Linked DNA regions of Mus musculus: region 1 is linked to region 2. Evidence: chromatin loops called from intact Hi-C (ENCODE). Cell type or tissue: left cerebral cortex. All regions are shown on one strand. Links, peaks and the distances in the headings refer to the core of each region. The heading gives the core; the rest is flanking DNA. Region 1 holds the start of LOC115488213 (a small nucleolar RNA gene). Region 2 holds the start of Ell2 (elongation factor for RNA polymerase II 2).

Region 1 (8,000 bases), core at 1-8,000, 58 kb before region 2:
CCTTGTAATTCTGGCGTTGCTCATAAGAGACAATAGCAATATATTTTCTAATATGAAAAGAGAGGAAAACAGGATAAATGAGAGAAAGAAAGAATAAGTCCAGTGGCACGAGGCTGGGATTTAAGCTAAATAGTTAAAGAGACTGCCTTCTTGCATATATCTACAGTAACTGCATGTCACTCTGCCTCTGGTTTGTTGCCAGGCCACTCTTTCACAGGACCTTCCAGGTGAAATGACCTTCCAGACAGAAGGCCTTAAGTGTGTCCATGGAGAATGTGAGATTCATTGGTAATGGAAATCAAAAGGAACCACATAAAAAGAAAAGAATGTTTGTACAGACTTGTTCCAGAGCCTTTCTCTATTCCAGACAATTTACTACCACACAGCGGAAGAGACCAAGCCATCTGTTACAAGTAATATGGACAAAGTGCTTGCTAGGTTACATGTCTGGGGGAATGCCACTGAAGACTGAAGTCAAAGCTGTCCCAAGACCCACTGCTTTGTGAGAGGTGACCTTTAGATCTGTGACAAGCAGAACGTTTCAACAAGGACCTTCTGGTTTGCTCTCTGTTCCTTTGTGATACTTCTAATTAGGACAAATTTAAAAAAAAAAAATGACCTAGAGTAAGGCCTTCCACCAAAAAGTTTCTCTAGATTATATCCTTCCCCCACTTTTGGATAAGGAAAGATTTATTTTTACATGTGTATATGTAAGTACTTGCATGTATTTGTGTGTGTGCACGTGTACATGTGCTGTCTTTTCCATATACCAGGTAACTCAGCTGTAAGTAAATCAGTTTAAAGGTCATTTTAATAGTAAGACAAACAGTATCATTAGTTCACAGTCAGCTTTCCTTTTTGTTTTGTTTTCCTGCCATTGAAGATCTATTTTCTTGATTATTTTGGGTTAAAACTGACATCAGGCAGCTGGGGGGAGCTGTAGAATGCATTCTAAGGTGCACACTTGATCCTTACGGTGCCAACATCTTGGAACTTGGGCCTCTCCGGATGGCTTTATATAATCATACCAGTTTTATATAAGTTGCTTTACCACAAATGCCTTGCTGGGAAAGTGGGCAAGTGGGAAAAGTGACTAGTGTGCAAACTGAGCGTCCTCAGTAGTATTCTCATTTCTGCTGAGTTCCACAGTATCGAGGTTGGGTTTTCTAAGCGTGACGGAGACAGTAGCACTGCGCTGATTTAAGTTACCCAGCTGGTCTCAGCTGCAAGAGGACCCCTGCCAGCCACAGGGAGCAGTCCTCTGCAGACATGCTATCTTACTGCACATCAGAGGGAGCCCTGAGGGTGACTCAGGTTCCTGGGAATAAGTGTATATAAGTTATTGTCAGTTTGTTTAAAATTTTTCTTTTTCTTCTACTTTTTTTTCTTACTGTGCGACCCACTTCAGTGCCAGCAGCCTACAGACAGAGGCCAGGCAATGGTTCAGGGCCACGGGTTGCTCTAGCATGGGACACTATGAATGTTTAAAAAATTTTAAGACAGTTCATTATCAAATGAATAAAATCAATATACATTTTTTTTTTTTTGGAAAAAAAAAGGTAAAGACTAAGGCAACCTTGAAACTCTGGTTTAATCCATTGTGTAATATACTTATCACACTTTCTAAGACTCTGACACTTGGTATTTTATTTAATAACTTTGTTAAGGAAAACTACAACGAAGCCAACAATTGTGTTGCAGTTTGATACTGGTATTTTAAGAAAAAACTATTTTTAACAGATTTTTAGGACTTTGCAGTTGGTTTTTAATGAGGTAACAGAATAAAGACGCACAAAAATGAGATAACTCCCAACCACAAGTAACAGAAATATTTTAGCATACAAAAATTTTTGTGGTTAAATGAGAATTATTCAAAGACTCAACATGGAGTCTCCTTTCGGTTTTCTTATGAGGTAAGTTAAGTTCTGAGTTTTGGAAATGTTCTTCTTAGTTTTAGAAAATAGCTGTACTGGTTGGTATAAAGTTTTTAGTTTGGGCAAAACATGTCGCTTTTATTTAAGTAAATTAAATATATAATGAAAGCTTTAGGAACATGACAAGTACACACAGTTCACTGAGGCAGAGGATCAACATTTCTTAGTGATCTATCCAGTGATCATTTCCTGCTGTAAGACTCCACTAACACATTAGGATTAACTTAAAACACTTCTTAAATATAGTTAGCCAATTAGGTTGGCAAACACGGCAATACCTTTGAATCCATAGAGAAATCTTAGGATGTACTATTTTATACATAACACTGTTATTGAAAGGATGTAAAAGTTATCACAGGAGAATGCAGGCGGTATCCTGATTGTTAGCTCCTGGGCTCAACTTTCCTGGGAGAGTAAGGTGAGTGGAGGGTGAGACTCCTAGCACTGGAGTCTGTGGAGGCTGCTCACACTACCCAGTGGCTCCTCACCACCACACTACCCAGTGTGAGCTGAGAGGGGCACTGGCATCATCCTGCTTTCTCATTCTCCAGCAGCTGTAGCTGTCACACTGGGGTTAAGTAGAAGCACAGCTTAGTAAATCTAAAATGTTCTCTCCTCTGCAACAATCAAAGGATACAAGGATAGCCTAACTTGGCCCACTATGAGACGGCAATAACAGAAAAAAAAAAAAGGTTCAGATAGCTCAGGTTATAACTTCATGCTCTAGGTTCTAGCTACAACGTGCAGATTTGTTTCATTTTGAAAGCCTTCTGCTATCAGAGCTTTTAGCTTTTCCACGCTCCACTTTTCCAGGCACTTGCAACTTTACTATTTTCTTCTTACAGAAGCCTTTTATTGTATGAAAAAGCTAGAATTATAAGCCCAAGTTATAATTTCTGTGATAAGCAGTTACAAAAATATTCCCAGCTCAGCATTTAGCAACTTGTTCTCACAAGAAAAACTCATACCTGGTACTAAAGGAAAACGAGGCAACTTTACTATTCTTTCCTCTTAGAATTAATTTGAGAAGAAGACCTTTATTTCCATAAAAAACGAGCCTACGCCTGCTCTGCATTGTTGAGTGCAGACGCTCAAGCCCCGTGAGCACTCTGGGCTCCTCTAGGGCTGTGCTTTGATGGACAGTCAGCTTTGAAGACTCATATGCTCACCCTGGCCCTGGAACAAAGGACAAACTTCTCTATACTTAAAAGCCAGTGAGCACTGCCCTGCACAGGGGAGGCACAAGCTGCTCCTAAAGACAGTGAGTGCATCTGGGACAGCAGGCTCAATGGCAGCCTTTCAATTGCAGAGGTGGCTCCAGGACTCTATTTCTGGAATTACTTACTTTTTTTCATTTGCAAATTATGGGAAAAGAATTTTCGAACTTTCTAAAGTTAAACAGCCCTCTCCATTGGAAGACAGAAAACTTACATCAAATAATCTGGGAGTTCAAGTGCTGAAGAAGGCTCCATGGAGGCTGTGCACCCTTCTTTAACTCCTATGAAGGGGGAAAAACCAGAGTGTTCATCAACCTACTGGTTATCAAATGGCTCTAACTTTAAAATATATTAGAAACATCTGGAACACTTTTCCTCAAATTCTTTTCTTCTACCTCAATAAGCAACAGCAAGCAAGGACTACAATGGAGCAAAAACAATGGAGGCCTGCACCCAGGGCCAGCAGGGCTGACACCAGGCATTTAAAGCACCCAGCTACTGCAGAGTCTGCACAATAAAGGAATTCCATCTTAACCCAAGGTCAATCCTCTATTCTCTCATCAGACTTGTAGCATCTGCCTGGCAATTCAAAGACTGCGGTGGCAGATGCAGCCAGGCAAAGGGGAGATACAAATTTTAAACCAGCATCTACTTTTCCTGGGATTCAAACAAGTAAAAAAGAAAGAAAGAAAGAAAGAAAGAAACAAACAAACAAAAAAGTCAGGGAGCAGGCTGTTTGGGTGGCACTGTTTTTGCTGTCACACTTTTAGCCAGGTAGTGGTACTGAGTAGGACGTTTTCTTCATTGGTTCACAAGGCATTAATAAAAGTGGATGCCTACTTCTCTAACCTGTGGCTCTCACAGCACGTGACAGATGATTTAAGGGTAAACAATAAAAGTTCTGTAGCCACACTTTTAGAGTGGCTAAGTTCTCAGTATCATATTGCTTAACACACAGCTTCCAGGGACTATGTTTAGACAATTTTTTTTTTTTTTAAATTCAAGGCACCCTTAATAATTCTAACTCTAATCTGCTGGCAAAACATATGTTCACTACAAAGTAAATGTGAATATCTGACAATTTATAAGTCTTTTAAAAGGTAAAATACACTAAATAAATTACATAGAGTCAGTGGACTTATTGTTCATCTATATTAATTTGACTTGGCTGTGGCCACAAGACTGTTCAAGGAAGAGCATCAAGTATAGAATCCTTGGTCTGTGTCCTAGATGCCAGACCAGTTCTACCAGATATAGAAGATGCAGGTTTGGATCTGCCCTCCACTTGTGAAGATCACACTTGGTACCTATCACTAAAAAAAAAAAAAAAAAGACACAGGTTTACCCAGGTCTCTATCGCAGAAAACCCACACAAGTTTCTATGGGAGGTCTCGCCACACAGAAACCCATCTTCTTGCGTCACCCCGTGATGGTAGAAGTGTAGAAAGCAGAGGTTACAGGAATCTGGCTTGTTAACTCTAAACATGAAATTTTACTTCATGGCGTATCCTGACTTGACATATTTAAGTCCAAAGAGTAGTATAGGTGGGGTACATAACTTATACTTTGACCATTCTTTAGTGTTCTGCTGATTTACAGGCTATGCATTGCGGTGCAATACATCCAACCCAGGCCAACTGTGATCTTACTATAACTCCTCTTCTGCAAATAAAAACAGTGTCTTCCCTATGACAGAAACGGTCAGTTAAACCTCAGGATTTCAGGTGTTCAGTGTAAGGAGCAAGATCTGACCAACAAATGATGTCAGTTTATTAACAAAATTATCCTTATCTCTACCAGGATAATAATAGCCAGGAAATTACTTTGATTGCAAATGACCAAAGAATTTTTACAAAGAGTTTGACAGTCTTTCTGTGCTAATCTTAATTACAGCAGGGATGCCTCTTGCATCTCAGAAAGGAGGGAACAAATATTTCTATTGTTTATTGTATATCTGTTTAAATCAATTAAAAAAATGTAGCTGTTATAGGGATGTTGCACAGTATGAAAGAGAAGGGAAAGAACAGCAAAGGGGGAGTCTTTGGAGAATGGCAAGCTCATTTTAAAATGACAGTATAAATATGCATATAGAAGTCATGTTCAATACTTAGCTAAAGAAAGACTAAAGTGACAGCTACAAGGTGAAAGAAAAAATGTGCTATAAAAGCACAATATTAAGGTTAGTTAAATAAGTCATTTGCTTAAAAATCTTTATTCCAAACAGCATCATCTACAACTCATAATCGCAGGCTCCTCCAGTTCATTTAACACAGAAAGCAGGCTTTTTTCTCTTTTCCCATTTAAACAAATGTAAAATACCTTCATTGGGATTTGGACTGGCATTACTCAGCTTGGCAGTTTCTTCTCTCTGAAGGTCTTCCTCCTTCTCCTCCATGGTCTCAATGTCAAGTTTCTTTATTTGGTCCTTTTCCTTGTGTTTTTTAGACTTCTTTTTGGACTTTTTGTGAGACACTGGATGCTCTTCTTCCATGGGCTTTGGACACTTTAGCAGAGCTGAGCTGGGGGGTAATGTTTCCAGACAAGTCCTTGAGGTATATTTTTCTTGCTGGTCCTCAAAGATGCTACCATTTTGACTAAAACTGTCAACAGGCAGGTCTTGAGTCCCCAGGCCTTCTGGAGTGCTAGGGGAATTGGAGTTGGAATTTACAGTCTGAGGAGGATTGGAGACAGGCAGGTGGGTTGAAGGCAGCGGCGAGAGGGTGGGGATGGCAGCAGCTGCAGGGGGTGGTAGGAGGCCTGCACAAGATTTTTCACTGGTGGGATTCAAATAACCATTTAATGTCGGTGGGACTCTGTTTGTTAGGTGAGATATTCGAGCTTTTTTGTTCATTAAAGGATCAATGAAATCTGAATCCAAAGGTCGTTTCTGGGAGTTGGGGGAGAAAAGAACAAGGTTTGACAGCTGAGCAGCTTACTCATCATACCAGACTCTAAGCTCAGTCAAAATGAAACCTCAACCAACAACACACACACACTCACACACACACTCAAACACACTCTCACACACACACACACACACACACACACACTCACACACACACACACACACACACACACACACACACACATTTCTAAGAATGCCAAATCAAATGTAAATCTAATTTTAGTTCCTCTGTCAAAAGCTGAATGGAGGAACAGTGCCAGAGTGTTTTTAGATCTTTCAGGCTACCTAAACCCCAGAGACTATTCTGATTTATGTCCATTAGACCAGTCAAGGCAAATCTTCTCAAACCAATAAAGTAAACCACAATCTAAAGGTTCTTCAGGCATCAGAGAGCTTTTTCCCAAGTGCGATCTTCTCCTACCCCTTAGGTAGGTAGAAGTAAGCACCCTCCAGACTGGCTGCAGCTGGCCTAGTTTAGCAGGTGAAAGTAGAAGTCTTCACCATCTAACTTTGTGAGCACTAGTAAGGCGAACCGACTAAAAATGCTCCCGTTGTGAATATGTTTGTGGTCACTTATCAGTTTAACCACCCCACTGTGAACTAGCCCATCCTTTAGACTCAGCTAATGATAATTGCTGAAATGCCATTTTAGTTTTTCACTGTACATATATGTTCACAATGTTGTAAACTAAGTTTTCATAACTGGCTCATTTAAAATGAGGTAGATAGATATACTTTTAAAACCTTGATATATTATCACAATAACATTATATAAATTAAAAGGGAAAATGAGTAGTTGAAAAGTATAAACATACAAGCTATAGTTACATATTTTGTATTTGGACTTAAAAGAATATAACAGCTAACCCATTAGTTCATTATGTTTTACTTTAGTGCCCAGTGTGGAATTGGATCAGTGTATGAGCAGCATCATAGTTGAAGACATTAAGACAAAGTCTCCAAAGATGGCCCTGCTCCTTTTCTCCCACTGCCTTCCTCACAGCTGGTTTCTAACACTCATAGCTAGTCTCTTGCTGGTGTTCTCCACACATCTGTCTGCTTTCCCTTAGTTCTTCAGAGTAGGGTATACAGAGAGGAGGTACTGTGTTAATAATACTAGGGTGGGCAGAGAGGTCTCTGCCAGGATTGGCCCAAAGCAGCCAGGACACACAAACTGTTCGAGATGTCACACTGAGATGATTCTAAGGCAGGTGATCTGTGCAGTTTTGCTCCCTCACAATCAGAAAGCGCGTGCACTGAGCTGCATGGCACGCTGTGGTTTCATAGCTTCCTGGCATACCTGAGGAGATGAGGCAGCGTCTTTGCTGGAACACAGGGGAGACTCTGACCGGCTGGTGCTAGCATTCTGAGATGGATTTAGTTTTCTGTAAAGGAAATACATTGTCTAAGTAATAAAGAGGACTCTGAAATACACATAACACAAAGCTATCCCTGCTTCTCGTTTCCACCTCAACAGTCAAACAACACTTATTTGCACCATTTTTAAAGACAAAAATGGAAACTTACCTAGAGAGCACCAAATCCAATGTCTGTCTGTCTGTCTCACTGTAACCTGGCCAGTCTCGCTGGAGCTCCTTAAATACATAATCCTTTAAAGTATAGGAGAGGTCCTTAGGATTCAGATTGGCCACCTAGAATAAGGTATGAAGAAAGCATGAGCATTTTTGTTACCTATACAAAACAGGCTACACAAAGTTTTTTTTTTTTTTTTTCTTTCTTTTCTTTTATTGGGTATTTTCTTTATTTACATTTCAAATGTTATCCCCTTTCCCAGTTTCCCCTCTGGAAACCCCCTATCCTATTCCCTCTCCCCCTGCTTCTATGAGGGTACTCCCCCACCCACCCACTTACCCCCACCTCCCCACACTGTCATTCCTCTACACTTGGGCATCAAGCCTTCACAGGACCAAGGTCCTCTTCTCC
Region 2 (15,281 bases), core at 1-8,000:
CTGTTGGGGAAAACATAATATAATAATATAAAGCATTTTTAAAAACTGGTTCCATATTCCAGGTGTGTGAAAAGCGACTGTCAGCAGACATGCCCTCCACCTGTGCCTCTTGGCATCCCATGCCCATTTACAATCTATCTTCAGATCTCTTCTCTAAAAACTGCAAATTTGAAACAATGAAGAATTGAGATTTGAAGAAAAGCAAAATTTCAGTATCTCCATCAGATTCTGTTTTGATAAACCCTGAGAACTTAGTGTGTTTACTTAATGATTATCCACAGAATTATATAATTTGCCTAAATCATAGCTTATATATTCCTAACTCTCGGTGAACCTTTATGTTAAATGGTTATTTAAAAGAATAAATGAAACAGAAAAAATAATATGGACAAAATAACTCCTGATGCTCAATTTAGCAAATAAAGTTAACACTTTAGGCCCTTAGAAAATTCTTAAAAATTCATCATTTCTTCATAAGCCAAAGCTTCTTGGTAGCCATTTGTCACCAAGGACCCTACTCTATTAGCACAGACATGGTAAGAACAGTTTTATGTAAGAAAAGAAAACCATCCCCAGTCCAGATAAGTCCTCAAAAGCTGAACCACCCCAAAGCTTTCTCTCATCTAGCACAAGCCGACACTCTCAAACAGCAGTTACAATTTAAAGTCACAAATCCTGCTTCTAATGATGGAAAGTTTAAAAAAAAAAAAAAGACCAATGCGTTTCCACTGGAGAATAAAAGGGTTCAGGGTTCAGGCAGATGCCCACTGCTAGCAACTGTTACTGGGTCAGCCCTGGTCTGGATGAACCAGGAAAGGTACCCAGGCATGCCCACAGGTTTATGCTACCTATTCCAGAGTACCCTGATTTAACTTCTTCCCATGTCCCTACAAGGTTGTGATTTTCATCCTAAGTTAGACTCGATTCCGAAGCCTCTTAACAAGTGTTTTTATTAAAATAAATAAATAAATAAATAAATAAAACCCCCCAGAAAACCCCAAAGTATAGCTTAAGTGACCCAACTAAGGACAGGAGCTGGTTAACTGAGAGCAACGCAATGTCTAAAGAAAAGGCTGAGTCAGCTCGTTCAACCCCACCCACCCGCAGCATGCCACATTTAGAAAAATGGAGACCCAGGGACTGATTCAATGTACTAATTTATATGCCAGCAGTGGAAAATGGGTGAAGACAGGAACAGGGACTAAGAACAGTTCAGAATAAAGCCACGGACTTCAGTAATTAAAACAAGCAACATTAAAACAGCATCTAAGCAGAGAGTTGACAGAGAAACAAGATTTGATATTCTGTCTCTGTTAAAATAATGACATATAAACAGAGGTGAGCTGGGCACTCTAACCTTAATTCCAAGTATGAAAACACCAGACAGAAATGAAGGCCATACAAAGATAAGAAAACAAACTCCCTTTCAGGGCCCCATTGGACACTGGGGTCGGGGGTGGTCTGTCACTTCAGTTATCCTGGGCAGCACCTTCTCTTTTCTTTAAGTGGACCTCTTCACCAATTCCCTGAACCAGTGTATGGTGAAATATCCCTGTTTAACTGTACAGTTTGCCTTTTGTTTCCTAAAGGGGGTGATCCCCATCCCCGCCCCGAACCCTCAGAGTTAACTTTCTACACCACTCTAACTCAGCCTCAGCCTTTCCATATCCCCAGGTCTGTTCTGTTGTCTTTTAATTGGGGGCTTGGCTCCTCTTCTTCCTCTCCTTATGTCCCCTTACCTCACTTCTTCCCACTGTCATTGCTTCCTATGCCCCTGGAACCCACAACCTTATCTCTCCATCTTGCAGGGCTGAGTTTCTCTGTCAGCCTTGGCCCCCCTGCCTTCCTGCCTGGCTTTCCCCAGATGGGCCTCCCACTTCATGCTGGTACTGGCCTCTTTCTTGCTTGTGAACCTGTCTGGAGAGTAGCTACTAGCACATTCAGTTTTGCTATTTGGATCTTTGTGTCTTTATTGGTGGCTCTACACTGCTCTCCAAGCCTTATTTGAGGTCTTCTCCCTGGGTGGAAGGTCTGTTTCTCCATATACTTGCACTCCTCCCTGTTGGCTTCCCCTTAATCTCCACAAAACGTGTCATTACTTTCCACCATATGCTTCTCTGTGCATAACACGTGCCCAATCAATTCTTTGGGAGCCTCTGAGAGCATATGATCTGGATCTTTCCTTTTCTGTCAGGTGAACTCATATACTCCCAAGATGTACACAACTGTTTATGTTCTCTCTGTGTGTGCATGTGTGTGGGAGCTTCTGGAAGCTCTGCTGGCCCAGGTTTCTGCTTCTCACGATGGCTCTGCCTAAGACTATTTTTCTCTGTATGCATTTAAAGTGCCTGGCACTAGTAGGAGCTCAACAGATGTTAGTTCTTTTTCCACTTTTATCTAAGTATGTGAGGTCCGAGTCCCTCTGTGCCTGTTTTATGAGACATATTGGAATATATTCTTTAGTAGGCACTGAACTTCTTGTTAGAAAATCCTGTGGGGTGTAGCTGTTTGTTTCTTTTCTCTGAACAAAATGCCCCTGGCTCTTCCATATGGTATAGTCTTTCCCTTCGACAACATGTCCACTTTCGTCTCCCTACTCCCCCACCCCCTTTTACATGCCCATAATCGGCTTCCTTATACCCCCATCTGGTTAAATTGTCATTACGGTGCCTTTCTGTGCGAAAGTTCCTGGGTTTGGACTCCAGCTACAGGGTATGTGCCTTGGAGCCTCTTCCTCTAGTGGAGTCAAGCGCTCAGAGTATGGGATGAGGCGGAGACCACAGGTTTCTCTCTCTGGGGCCCAGGAAAAGAGCAGAATCTCATCCAGTCAGCCGTCTGTCTCCCCACAACCTTCGGGCTCGCTCCTCGCCAACAGACAGCGAGCCAGCACAGGACGCGGAGCGCCTTTCGGCTACGCGGAGCTTCTGAGAATTCCTTTCCCCAGACCCGGCCGTCTTGTTTCAGGCTCTAGTTGATTTTGAGTCTTCTGGTGTCTCTCCCGGAGATGAGGTGTCGGTTTGCGGCCACTCGGTATGCGGTGTGTCTCCGGGAACCCAACCCACAGAGCTGGAGTCCCCGAGTCCCCGAGAGTGCAAGGTGTGTCCCCCTCCCCCTCCTCGCAGCGCCAGTGTCCCGGCCTTCCCGAGTACACCATGTACACTCTCGCCTGCAATAGGGGTGCCAGTGTCTCCGAGTCCCTGAGAGTACTAGTTATGTCTTCACCCCCACGGAGTGCCGCTGCCCCTCGCTCAGCGACTCAGCCATCCCTCCGCGTTTCCCAGAAAACTCTGACCGCTCGCGGCCTCCGACCCTCGCTTCTTTACTGGTAGCTCCGTGCGCCCCCTCCGAGGGTAAGGCGATCGCCACACTTCTCTCCCAAAGGACCCGGTTCCTCCTCCGGACCAAACAAGCCAGAAACCCCGCGGGCGGCTGTCGGAAAGTCCCGCAGCGGCCGCGCAGCCCCGGCCAGGCCGACCCCGCCACAAGGGGCCGCCCGCCCGCGCCCTCGATCCAGAGGCCCCGGACCGCGGCGTCGGCGCCCGCGGCTGGCCTCGTTCCCTTCGGCGGGTGCGGAGGCAGCAGCGGGAGCCAGCGCCCCACCGGCGCGGCGCCAGGCGCCCGGCAGAAAGATCAGTGGCCGCCGCCTCCCCGAGCGCTGCCCGGCCGGCCGCTCACCTTGTGGCTCTGGTAAGTCTCCAGCGCCCGGATCGCCGTCTCGGTGAGCTTCACATGCAGCACGGTGATGTTGTCCTGCCCCAGCCGCCCGCACGCCAGCCCGTACCGCTGCTCCTCCCGCAGTCCCGCAGCCCCCCCCGCCGCCATCTTAAACTCCCCGGGGTGCCACCGCGGACGCCGCTCGGGCTCCAGCCTCCACTGCGGCCGCGGCTGCTCGGGCTCCTGCAGCCGCCGCCACAGCTACGGCCATCCCGCTGCTGACGTACTGTCATATACTGCGCGCAGCTAGACCTCGGGCTTCCACAGCTGCGGGCCGCCCCACCCTCGAGCCCGCACCCCGCCCTGGACTCTGTTCATTGGTCTGAATCCCCACAGAGCCTCCCTCATTGGCTGCTCTTCACCTCAAGGGGGCGGGGCCCAAAGTCGCAGGAGTTTTGCTCTCAGGACGGGACGTCCGACAGAGGAGAGGTTGACGTCGGGGTGACGCGTCGAGTTAATCTTATCTGACGTCATGTCTCGTCTTGGCTCTCCTGCGGCGATTGGCTGGACCGATTTGGGGCAGAACCCTGCTAATTGGGTGTCAAGGTTACCAAGTGAGCCTAAGTCGGAGCCCCGCCCCTTGAGAGGTAATAGTGGACCGAACACATAGGTCAACCTGTTCTTGCGGTACGAAGTGAAGATCCCCATTCGGTAGGGGTGAAGGCAGGACAGATGACCAAGTACGGATTTTGTTTCCTGACAGCTGCACAAGCTTTGGGTCTTGATATGCTCTGTGGTGCAGACACCGTAGGCTGTCTCAAGAGAGCTTTTCCTTAAAAGGAAGTTCAGTACTGGGGTGGCACAAAGGTTTATTTATTTGTTTGTTTGTTTGTTTGTTTGTTTATTTTTAATTCCAGACTTGAAATTACCAAGTCAGCTGTAGTCTTCAGTAGTTGTGTGAGACTGTGTGGAAAACTTAAGCACAAAATTATACCAGTGCATTAAATGTGTTTTGAGTGGTGGTCATGATACAATAAATAGAGTTGGACCTTAGAGTCTTTCAAAATCAACTCATACATGTATGTGACTTCAAAGGAATAGAATATGCACTGGAGCTCATCATATGATCAGGGTTATGCCTTTTTATGGGTCATGGGGAAACCATACTGTTCGGGGTTTCTTCTTTCAAAGGCCCTTGAAGAGTATAACTGACCTTGAGGTAGGTAAAAAGAAACAATGATACCACCCATTCTCTGAGTCTTCTTTGAGATCTGTGTCTTTCATTGGTTTTATTTAGGCTAGGAGGTCTTACTGAGTTTAAATGGAGGAGGTAGAGGCCAAAGTGTAAGGAGGCTTGGCTTAGTTTCCACTTCAGTTTACACTGTGTGTGGGCATGGCTAAAGGAGGGTGCCTACAGCAATCCTCTTTAAGCTGTGTGCGGATAGACTAGATAGGTTTCCCCTGAGAAGGTCAATTAATTGGCTGATCAGAAACACAAGACAAAAAGCAAACAATTGCCAAGTTGAGGCTGGGAGATTGACTGTGGAAGGTAGGTTCTAGGCCCGCCTGGGCTTCAAACCAAGCCCTGTCTCAGAAAACAAGAGCAAAAACTAAACAAACAAACAAACAAGTGAAAGATTTAAAAGCAGGGATAGGCACTCTGTACAAATATCCCTTTTTGGCCGGGCGTGGTGGCACATGCCTTTAATCCCAGCACTCGGGAGGCAGAGGCAGGCAGATTTCTGAGTTCAAGGCCAGCCTAGTCTACAAAGTGAGTTCCAGGACAGCCAGAGCTATACAGAGAAACCCTGTCTCGAAAAACCAAAAAAAAAAAAAAAAAAGAAGATATCCCTTTTTGTTTTAAAAATCGAGACATTCATTATTGTAAAGCCCTACCATCGTCTTTCTGGATTTTTTTTTTTTTTATAGATATTTACATGGTATTTTTCTAGCTTTTAAATACAATTTGGGCTATAATTGCCTTTAATTCTATATTCACCCCACACCTTAGTAAATCCCCCCTTTTCCAGACCCTCAAGCATTCTATGAATGCTTGCTATGAAAGTCTCAGAAGGAATTCTTTCTGTAGTGTGGTTATTAAATAAAAGTCTGAGTATCAAGTCTAGTTTCATCAGATCACTTTGTAGCTTGTCCTGATTTCAGCCCACTGGTATGAGTTCTGTTAACCCATGGTTTCCACCTATTACTTTAGTGTTCGTATAGTGCCAGTTCACTTAAATTCATTGAATAAGGAAATTAAGGCAATAACAAGGGGGTGAATTAAGAAATGTACTTTTACAGGGCAAAATAAAAGCTTCATGTTTCATAAAACATGAAATATACCTGACTCAAATATCTAAATGAAATATAGTCTGGAGAACACTTCTGTGTGAACCTTTCTTGTTTTCTTTCCTTCTCTAGGGAAGAACTTAACACATATCTAACGCCTTAGTTATTTGGGGGCGGAGTGAAGATGGAAATGGGGGGGTTTGCTCGAACAAGTTAAGCCTGTATCCCACTGCTTTTCCGGTGAGGGTGGGTAAATCCCCACCCACAGGACATCCTAACTTAGTCTCCTCTTACTAAGAATTCTGATGACAGCCAAAGGCTGGGGGAGTTTTGAAACGTCTTATTTCTTTCCCCTTTTCTAGTAGAAGATTATTATCTTCATTTTAGGTAAAATTTTCTCACACCTTATTTTATTGGGAATCAAATCTTTATTAATGGCTAATATGATGGTGTAGCAAATTAATGTTTATTTGCATTATTTTTCCCTTTTGAGCTTCTCAACTGGGCATGGAAACAATCTTCATACATGCCAGAGTAGCACTGCCCAACAGAAATTTTGATTGATTATGCTGATACAAGCCAGATGGTCAGTTTGTGCTGTCCATAAGAATAGTTTGAAGGAGGCTGATGAAAGTCACCCTTTGGGAGGCTTACCACTGTATACATGTTTTCTGTATCTTTGTTCAGGTTCAGTTTAAATGATTAGTCATTGAATGCCAGATAAGTGTAACATTGTGGAAAATTTAAATATTCAACGTTATGGTTTCCAGGGGGAGTTTTCTGTATAAATGTGAATGAACCAACACACAGCAAAGCAATTAGAGAATTAGTAGATGCTAATTTGGATATGTTGGTGATGAGCTTTAAAAAATGCAAAAAAAAAAAAGTCTAGAAGTTTTTGTGGAGGTAGGTCTCTTGAAGGCCAAGTGAATTCTTGATAAGTTGAGTGATACAGATGGAGAGATATCAATACTAATTATTGTAATAATCACTCTAAACAAACTCACTCATTTTCTGAATGAGGAATCAGAGACCCTGTTAATTTAAAAGGAACCTGCCTAACTTATTATAATTGGAAGAGGTGAGTCTGAGTCAGCTTTTTAACCTAGCACCTATATACACTGAATAGATATTGTTGTCTTTCACAATTACAAAGGGAAATAGTGTGAGGCAGGACCTACCGTGGCTCTGATGTATACTTGTGGAGTTCATAGAGAGGCTGCTTGAACATTAAGAAATATCGTGGCCTTCAGATGTGCCGTCACCCCTCATCTCTGGTTGCTACATATTTAGCAACCATTTCAGATGTCTCTGACATCTTCAGGAACCATGTGATACCAAAATAAGTGAAACAGATCAAAATGTCATAGCGATGGTGCTACTAGGTTATGATGAGTTGGAGGTATTTAAAAACCTGATAATTTCTTGGTTCAGATTAAGTGATCTCGTCCAGTATTGCCAGATTTAATTTTTAGCATAGCTAGTAGACAATAACATTTATATGAAACCTTTGATTTTTATTAGCATTTAGCCAAACATTTTAATGTATAGTAACAAGCTTGCTTATCCTAGCACTTGAGAGGATGAGGCAGGAGAATTAAGAGTTCAAGACCAGGTTGGACAAGTGTAGGGGTTGTTTGATAATTTCTTGTTAGGAAGTATTAGAGATAGAGTGCTATATAGATTTAAAAAAACAACCAAAAAAAAAAAAACCTAAACTGAAATGGGGTTCAGCAAATATCTTGTATTTCTGTAGATTGTATGTTTATCTAGGAAAGGCTTAAGAGTGGTACTTATATAGATGTTGGGAAGGGAGGTTGAGTCTTTCTGTAACCATATATACAAAGAAGACCCAAGACTAATAGTTTTCTGGAATAGACTGCCCATCACTGCAGTTTTTCAGGTACCAGTTCCATTCTCGCTCTTGTATACTAGGATACTGGGATTGGTTAGTGCATATCCTGGCAGAGGCAACCCCTGCTTTTTCCCACAGGCTAACCTTTTCTGACCATCTTTTTCTACAGTTAGTCTCCAAGATTCTTTGCTCATTTTAGGGCAGTCTGACTCTTTTTAAAATATTTGATCTAGGTAGATGTAGAGAAAGTTTGGTTAGCCTCTTGGTACCCTATCCGTCTACGCAGCATTCCTGTTTCATCATCTGTTCTATTCCTTCCTTCACAGATGGGGCTGAGTAGTGATTGTGCAATAGAACAAGACAGATGTAGGTGGATAGTGTAGATGTGTCTTTATTCTCTACTCTTTTTAGATTGATCGAATTCAACAGTTCTCTTTTAGAGATATGATACTTCATTTTAACTATAAAGGTAGTGTAGGACCTGGGAGAATGGAGTCAATAAATAAAGCTGACTAAAGTCTCATGAAATAGCCAAGTTTATTCAGAGCACCATAAAATTTATATTCTGAGAGTTAAAAAGAGTCACATGAGTAAGTAAAGTGTGCATTCACAAGGGCCAGCCACATGGGGCAGGCAAGCAAGCACGTGGCAGAAACGTTTCTTCCACCGAGGCATATAAATGAATAACAATAGCCAGTCCTAGTAAACAATCGGATGCAAACTCACTCCTATCCACTGTGCCTGGGAGGGGCAAGAAAGCACAATCCAAGAACAATTCTGTGGTTTTGATGAAACTGAGGTCCTAAAACTCTTGTAGTTTCTTGGAGATTTTCACACAGGCACTTAGAAATCTCCTCGAACAACCAAAAAGTTCTTTTTCTCGAATTTTGTTTGTTGGGTCTTGTCTGTCTGTCTGTCTTTCTTTCTTTCTTTCTTTCTTTCTTTCTTTCTTTCTTTCTTTCTTTCTTCCTTCCTTCCTTCCTTCCTTCCTTCCTTTCTTTCTTTCTTTCTTTCTTTCTTTCTTTCTTTCTTTCTTTCTCTCTCTCTCTTTTCCTTCCTTCCTTCCTTCCTTCCTTCCTTCCTTCCTTCCTTCCTTCCTTCCTTCCTTTCTCTGTCTCTCTATTTCTGTCTCTGTCTCTCTCCCTCTCTTTCTTTCTTTCTTTCTTTCTTTCTTTTGTCTTTTCTCATTAGAAGACCTATCTATAAGAGGTTGTTTGCCCTTTGGAAAGAAAAGTCATATTGTATTCTCTTGCATACCCTAAACACCAAAACAAATAAGCAAAAAAGCAGAGCAGAGCAGAGCAGAGCAGAGCAGAGGAGAGCAGAGCAGAGAGCAGAGAGCAGAGAGAGCAGAGAGCAGAGCAGAGCAGAGCAGAGCAGAGCAGAGCAGAGCAGAGCAGAGCAGAGCAGAGCAGAGCAAAGCAAAAACAACTTTCCTTTCTTGATACAGATGCAGAGAACTGTCCATAACATGGTAATTAACAATCTCTTTTTTATGTGTGATAATTGCTTTCTGGCTTTTCATCATAGTGTAAAGCCCCAGAAGATGGCAAAAAGATTCTAAAAGAGTATTGAAAAGAAGCTCACATTTCCAGATAAATTCAAGAATTAGGTAGAAGGGAAATATGCTGTTTGTCTGCCCAGCTCTTCATTTCTAACATACTAATAGTGAGCAATACCATCATCAAGAAACAGGGTTTCACATGTGGAACTTGTGGCTCTAGCTATATTTGTAGCAGAGGATGGCCTAGTCGGTCATCAATGGAAGGAGAGGCCTTTGATCCTGTGAAGGCTCTATGCCCCAATATAGGGGAATGCCAGGACCAGGAATGGGAGTGGATGGGTTGAGGAGCAGGGGGCAGGGGAGGGGATAGTGGATTTTTGGAGGGGAAACTAGGAAAGGGGATAACATTTGAAATGTAAATAAAGAAAATATCTAATAAAAATTAAAACAAACAAACAAACAAACAAACAAACAAAAAAAGAAACAGGGTTTCACTTAAGAGCCCAGGCAGGCTTCAAACTCCCATCTCCAATCTTTTGAATGCTGGGATTACAGTCCTGTCCCACCATACTGGGCTTACTAGCTTATTCTTGATAAAGCTTTATCAAGAATAAAAAAGTAGTTAAGTTATATTATTTCTGCATTTCTGTCCCCTTAGAACATTGTAAGGTAGCAGCTATTGTAGACTCTTGTGCTTGAGATCAGCAAGGCTCAGAGAAGCTATATATGGTCCACATTATGAGTAAGAGAGCCAAGCCATACCTCAGTCTTTGTATTCCAAATCTAGCAATCTACTTTTGAACATAGCTCTGAGGTCTGAAGAGTTAAACTGAATATGCCATGATGGGTACATTGTGATACCATTGTGGGTACATTGGGAACTGTTTTTGTTGATGCTTTTGAAAGAATACTGAATCATTTGAACCATGCCATTTCATGCCAACACTTAACATCCTTCTGCATATCAAAAATATCCACTCAGCTTTGGTGACTTTAGTGAGATTTATGAAAAGTACATTTTGTGTTGCATCACAACCTTTTGTGTAATAAATATGCAGAGCATCTATATGCTCATTTGAAAAAAATCATGATAACTCAAAATGATTAGATTTTATGGTTGTCATATCTTGCTTATATTGTATATCATTCATTTCTATGATTTATTTGACAATGTGTCTTTGGTCAAAAGTACCCCAATAATGTCATTTGTTCCCATGTGAAAATGCCAATTACTTTATGACCATAAGCACAGAAAAAGCAGTGGCTGCCTAATACTTACTTCTAGTACCTTCTATAGCAGCAAGTATACAATAAATATAGCTCACCTATAAACTTGGAAGATCATTTTGATTCAACTTAGGGGGCTAGAATCCCAGCTGTGATGGGTCACATTTTTATCTTCAATCAATTATTCAAAAACTGAATCAAGCAGCTGCTCCTTGGCCTTTTATGGTATACTATTTGGAGACCTTTTGCTAATGCTTGGAATTTTTTGGATTAAGCACCATGATCCTTTTAGGTTAGACGCTTACAGAGCTAGAACTAGGCAGTGGAATCTAACAGGAAGTAAGCTGCAAGGATGAGGCAAGTTCTGCAAGAAGCGTGGTGTAGACATTAGTTGGTGACGCTGGCGTTGCTAGTAATCATTCAGCTCAGTTCGTAAGGAGAAACTTCATGGAAAAGTTGGCATTGTGGTGCAAAGCTTGCATTCGGAGCTAAAGTGTCTTTCTTCCCACAGGCTTACAGATTCAATGCTGTTCCCAGCTGCTGATGCTGTTTTGGAAAGTGGTGGGGCCTAGTCAGCAGACATAAATACTGGAGTGGCACTGAAGGATGAGGGTGTTATCCTGGTTTCTAGTTTGCTTCCTGATCTTCTGAAATGTGGGTCTCAGCTTCTTCTAAAGATACTTTAGTATGGACAGAGCCAACCCGGCTACCATGTCTCTCTATTGCAAGGACTAGTTGATATTCCCTCAGACTATTCACCAAAATAAACTTCTCCTTCCTTGAGATGCTTCTATCAGCTGACTGTCACAGGAGTCAGAAAAAGAACCCAGGAGGTTTTTGTTGTTTGTTTTGTTTTCTAATTTATTATTAATTTTTTTTATCCTTTAATCCTTTTTTTTACAGTCCAGACTTTATACTGTTGCGCGCACTCAACAGGCCAGGAAGAACGACGCTGCTACAGGATCCTTCTGCACACATTTATTCAGTCCTGTTTCTTCTTTCTCCATATATCTCCCTTGTTTATATCTCCCTTGTTTATATCTCCCCTGTTTATATCTCCCCTGTTTATATCTCCCAATAATAACAATCCTCTCTCGAATAATAATCCTCCCTCTAACCCGGGCCTCTCACTCTTATATACTCTCAGTTCTCATCCATGCACAGCAGGCCACGCCACCTCACCAGGCACGCAGCTTCAGCTAATCAGGGCAGCAGGGGCAAATCTCCACCAAATTGGATTCACCTGTATCCTGGTACACCTGCGCAGCACTCAAGATGTTTGTGTCTTATATGAGGAAGTCAGGTGCAAGTCATATGACTTAGCTACAGTCTCTGGCGCCTTTGGGACTGCCGCCACACCCACTCCCCACAATTCCCCCTTTTTTCTTTTTTGGCAGAGAGAATGTCTGTAGATAGCCCCCCGCAGCCATGCCCCTTACCCGTCCTTGGGTGACAAACAGCATTGGTTTGATCCCTGTCTTAGGTTGGTGACATGCCCAGGGAGTCTTATCACTGACTACCTCTCAATCATGCCAAGCCACACCTGGGGAGATTGTGTTTTGCTTGTGGCAGGTGCATCAAAAGGCCAGGATGTTGATTAATCTATGGCCAGATCTTAATTGCTGCAAGCAAGCCTCATGGGTGAAGGTAGAGGTCTGATCCCCAGTGTGCAAGCATAGGGGCCCTACACAAAACCATCCCTTAGGCTCATCACCCAGAGAGGTCTTGGCCAGCTCCCGTGTCGTTTTTCCTAGGGGAAGGGAACTAGGACACTGAACCTTCATGCAATCAGACGTGCCTTCCACAGGATGCCAACAGCAAGCTATCCTCTGTGCAGTGCTTAGCCTCGCACCCCACGGCATAACGCAGCATAATTTCTTTTAGAGCGGCAAACCGAATCTGAGGAGATTGTCCCGCCTCCACTGCAGCAAAAGCCTACGCTACCATGGCGAAAGTGCGGGCCGCACACTCTGCACCTAACACATGTGCCAAACACAAAACACACACACACTATAACAAGCATACATCCCAGGGCTCTCATCCCCGCTCATCTTCCCTGAAGCAAGGGATAGATAGCCAGAGGGGCTATATCTTTAAGGGGAATTCAGGGATCAAAAAGCGTGGAAAAATTTGAACGTCATGTCGAGCTGGTATCGGCTTCTGGAACACCGAAAGGATCTCCCATCTCGGCTCCATCCTTTGTGCTTGTGGGATCATCCACCACATCCACAGGGGCAACTGGATCAGGAGCCTCATTCTTGTAGCGTCTCACCAATCTCTCCAGCACCCAAAGAGGTTCCATCTGGTCCTGTGGAAACACACAAACAGACCCTCTCGCCCACGTCAACACCTGATCTGGTTGATCCTCTCCAAATCTCCGGACAGAAGGTCCACCTACAGGTGGATGCTGAGGAGGCATAGGGAAAGGACGCAGAAGCTAATTCGCCTTCCTCCTCTGCCTCAGCTCTTTTATTTTGTCCTTTCTGTCCACCTGATAACACTGTGTCTCCTTTCTTTTTCCTTTTTCTTTTTAAGCCCTTCTCCTCTTCCGACATATTTTCTTGTTGCTCTATAAGGATTTTCTGACCTGTCTTGACTGTCTCTACACACAGTTTCAAACAGTAACAGAGTCCATATATCAGAACAAAAAAGACCAAAACTATCAGACCTACCCACAAAGGGCCAATGGGAGAAAAAAGCATAACTACACAGCGAGGATCTCTTGATCACTACACTGAGGTTATCATAGTTCCTTAACTTGTCCCAAAACCAGGAACCTTAACTTGTCCCAAAGCCAGGAACCTTATCGTTACTTTGTGCCTCCTTCCTGGCAACTTTATACTTGCCTCAATTTTATCCGAGGTCCTTCCCAAACCCCTGGGGTCGCAAGTTTCACTTACCGTGAACTTACCCTGCCTGCAACCACTGACTGCTGAAAGTTCTGAACTCAGTGGGGGAGTCGGGTCCCCGTACGGGCCACCATTTGTTGCTTCCACTCTCGACCAGCAAGAACGACGTGACCACCAGTCCTTCTAACAGCAGTTTATTCAGTCTTCATCTTTCTTCTTCCTGTTCATCAGTACCTTTCCCCAGCTGAAGAGTTCTGAATCCACACCGGATCCTTCTCAACAGTCTGTTTCACGGGAACTTTTATTAACCCCTTCTTCCCCGTTATGCAGTTCTGAATCCTCCCTGTAGCAGGGGGTCTTCCCTCTTGCCTGAAGATGTTTCTCGTCCCGGGTTTCAGCACCAACTGTTGCGCGCACTCAACAGGCCAGGAAGAACGACGCTGCTACAGGATCCTTCTGCACACATTTATTCAGTCCTGTTTCTTCTTTCTCCATATATCTCCCTTGTTTATATCTCCCTTGTTTATATCTCCCCTGTTTATATCTCCCCTGTTTATATCTCCCAATAATAACAATCCTCTCTCGAATAATAATCCTCCCTCTAACCCGGGCCTCTCACTCTTATATACTCTCAGTTCTCATCCATGCACAGCAGGCCACGCCACCTCACCAGGCACGCAGCTTCAGCTAATCAGGGCAGCAGGGGCAAATCTCCACCAAATTGGATTCACCTGTATCCTGGTACACCTGCGCAGCACTCAAGATGTTTGTGTCTTATATGAGGAAGTCAGGTGCAAGTCATATGACTTAGCTACAGTCTCTGGCGCCTTTGGGACTGCCGCCACACCCACTCCCCACATTATACCACTCCTGCTCTGCCCTCTGCCCTACCCTGACTGCTCCCCATTCCATACTTCCTCCCCCTACCCCCCAATCCCATCTCCAAGAGGATACCCTCACTCTCCAACTCCCACACCAGGCCTTCCCATTCCCTCGGGCCTCAATTCTCTTGAGGGTTAGATGCATCTTCTCTCACTGAGGCCAGAGCAGACAGTCCTCTGCTGCATATGTGTTGGGGTATCTCATATCAGCTGGTGTATGCTGCCTGGTTTGTGGCTCCGTGTCTAAGAGATCTCAAGAGTCCAGGTGAGTTGAGACTGCTGGTCTTCCCATGGGGTCGCCCTCCCCCTCAGCTTCTTCCAGCTTTTCCCCAATTCAACCACAGGGGTCCCAACTTCTGTCCATTGGTTGGGTGCTAGTGTCTGTGTCTGCATCTGACTTTTTCAGTTGCTTGTGGGCGAGTAGTACATTGAGGAATTAAACAAGACAATAGTCAAGGAACAATTAAGACAATAAACACAAAGTCCCATGTTCACTCTGGTGATGGTTGTTTCTAAGTATGATCAAGCCTACTTCTTTGTCCTACCCTAAAACCAGATTCTTACTTTCTTGTCCTTGACCAACGTCAAGTTCCTGTTCCTGCTTGAACTTACTTCTCTGTCATGCCCTCGTGTCAGATTCGTGCCTGGACTTACTTCTTTGTCATGGCCTGATGTCAGATTCCTGCCAAGCAGCCCATTTCCTTGTCCTTGGCCAATGTCAGATTCCTGCCAAGTGGGAAAAGGCTCTCCACACCTGTCTTTGGGGTGGGGCAGGGGAGTTGCACAGACCTGTTAGCAATGGGGAAGCAATGGAGGCTCTTGACTAGAACTGCACTGCTCTAGTCCAAGTTGGAACTATTAAGGAGACAATAGAATGAGCAGTAGATGAGAATAGGAGATACTTGGGCAAAGAAGCCAAGTTAGGAAGGAAACAAAATCCCATAGTCATGTACTGATGACTTCAACAGAGAGGCAGAGGAGGCTATGAGAGGCTCTAAGAGGATTGGAATGAGTGTTTTGCC

What was found. A loop is a pair of places that touch in the nucleus more often than their neighbours do. Peaks named below come from ENCODE experiments on the same cell type or tissue, not always from the same donor. Only the 100,000 strongest peaks of a DNase experiment are listed, where the experiment ranks them.
Region 1: a loop joins it to region 2, with 4 times the contacts of the local background. A loop is called at or near these places in 7 of 42 quality-filtered maps.

The regions. Positions count from the first base shown.
Region 1 is chr13:75,761,586-75,769,585 of GRCm38, reverse strand. It overlaps Ell2 (elongation factor for RNA polymerase II 2), which reads right to left. Exons shown (of 12, transcript NM_138953.2): 6 at 7,584-7,708; 7 at 7,357-7,441; 8 at 5,471-6,038; 9 at 3,366-3,432; 10 at 1-47. It overlaps LOC115488213 (a small nucleolar RNA gene), which reads right to left and starts at 1,531; the gene lies at 1,389-1,531. In left cerebral cortex, for the core only: no CTCF peak of the experiment used is centred there; DNase peaks (open chromatin) are centred at 2,460, 2,754, 3,216, 5,889 and 1 more place; H3K27ac peaks cover 1,136 bases.
Region 2 is chr13:75,696,192-75,711,472 of GRCm38, reverse strand. It overlaps Ell2 (elongation factor for RNA polymerase II 2), which reads right to left and starts at 3,989. Exons shown (of 12, transcript NM_138953.2): 1 at 3,676-3,989. The coding sequence starts at 3,822. It overlaps 1700037F03Rik (a long non-coding RNA gene), which reads left to right and starts at 4,316. Exons shown (of 3, transcript XR_873683.1): 1 at 4,316-4,394. In left cerebral cortex, for the core only: CTCF peaks have their summits at 2,372, 3,464 (motif pointing right) and 4,076 (motif pointing right); DNase peaks (open chromatin) are centred at 3,051, 3,083, 4,049, 6,194 and 3 more places; H3K4me3 peaks cover 4,414 bases; H3K27ac peaks cover 3,845 bases.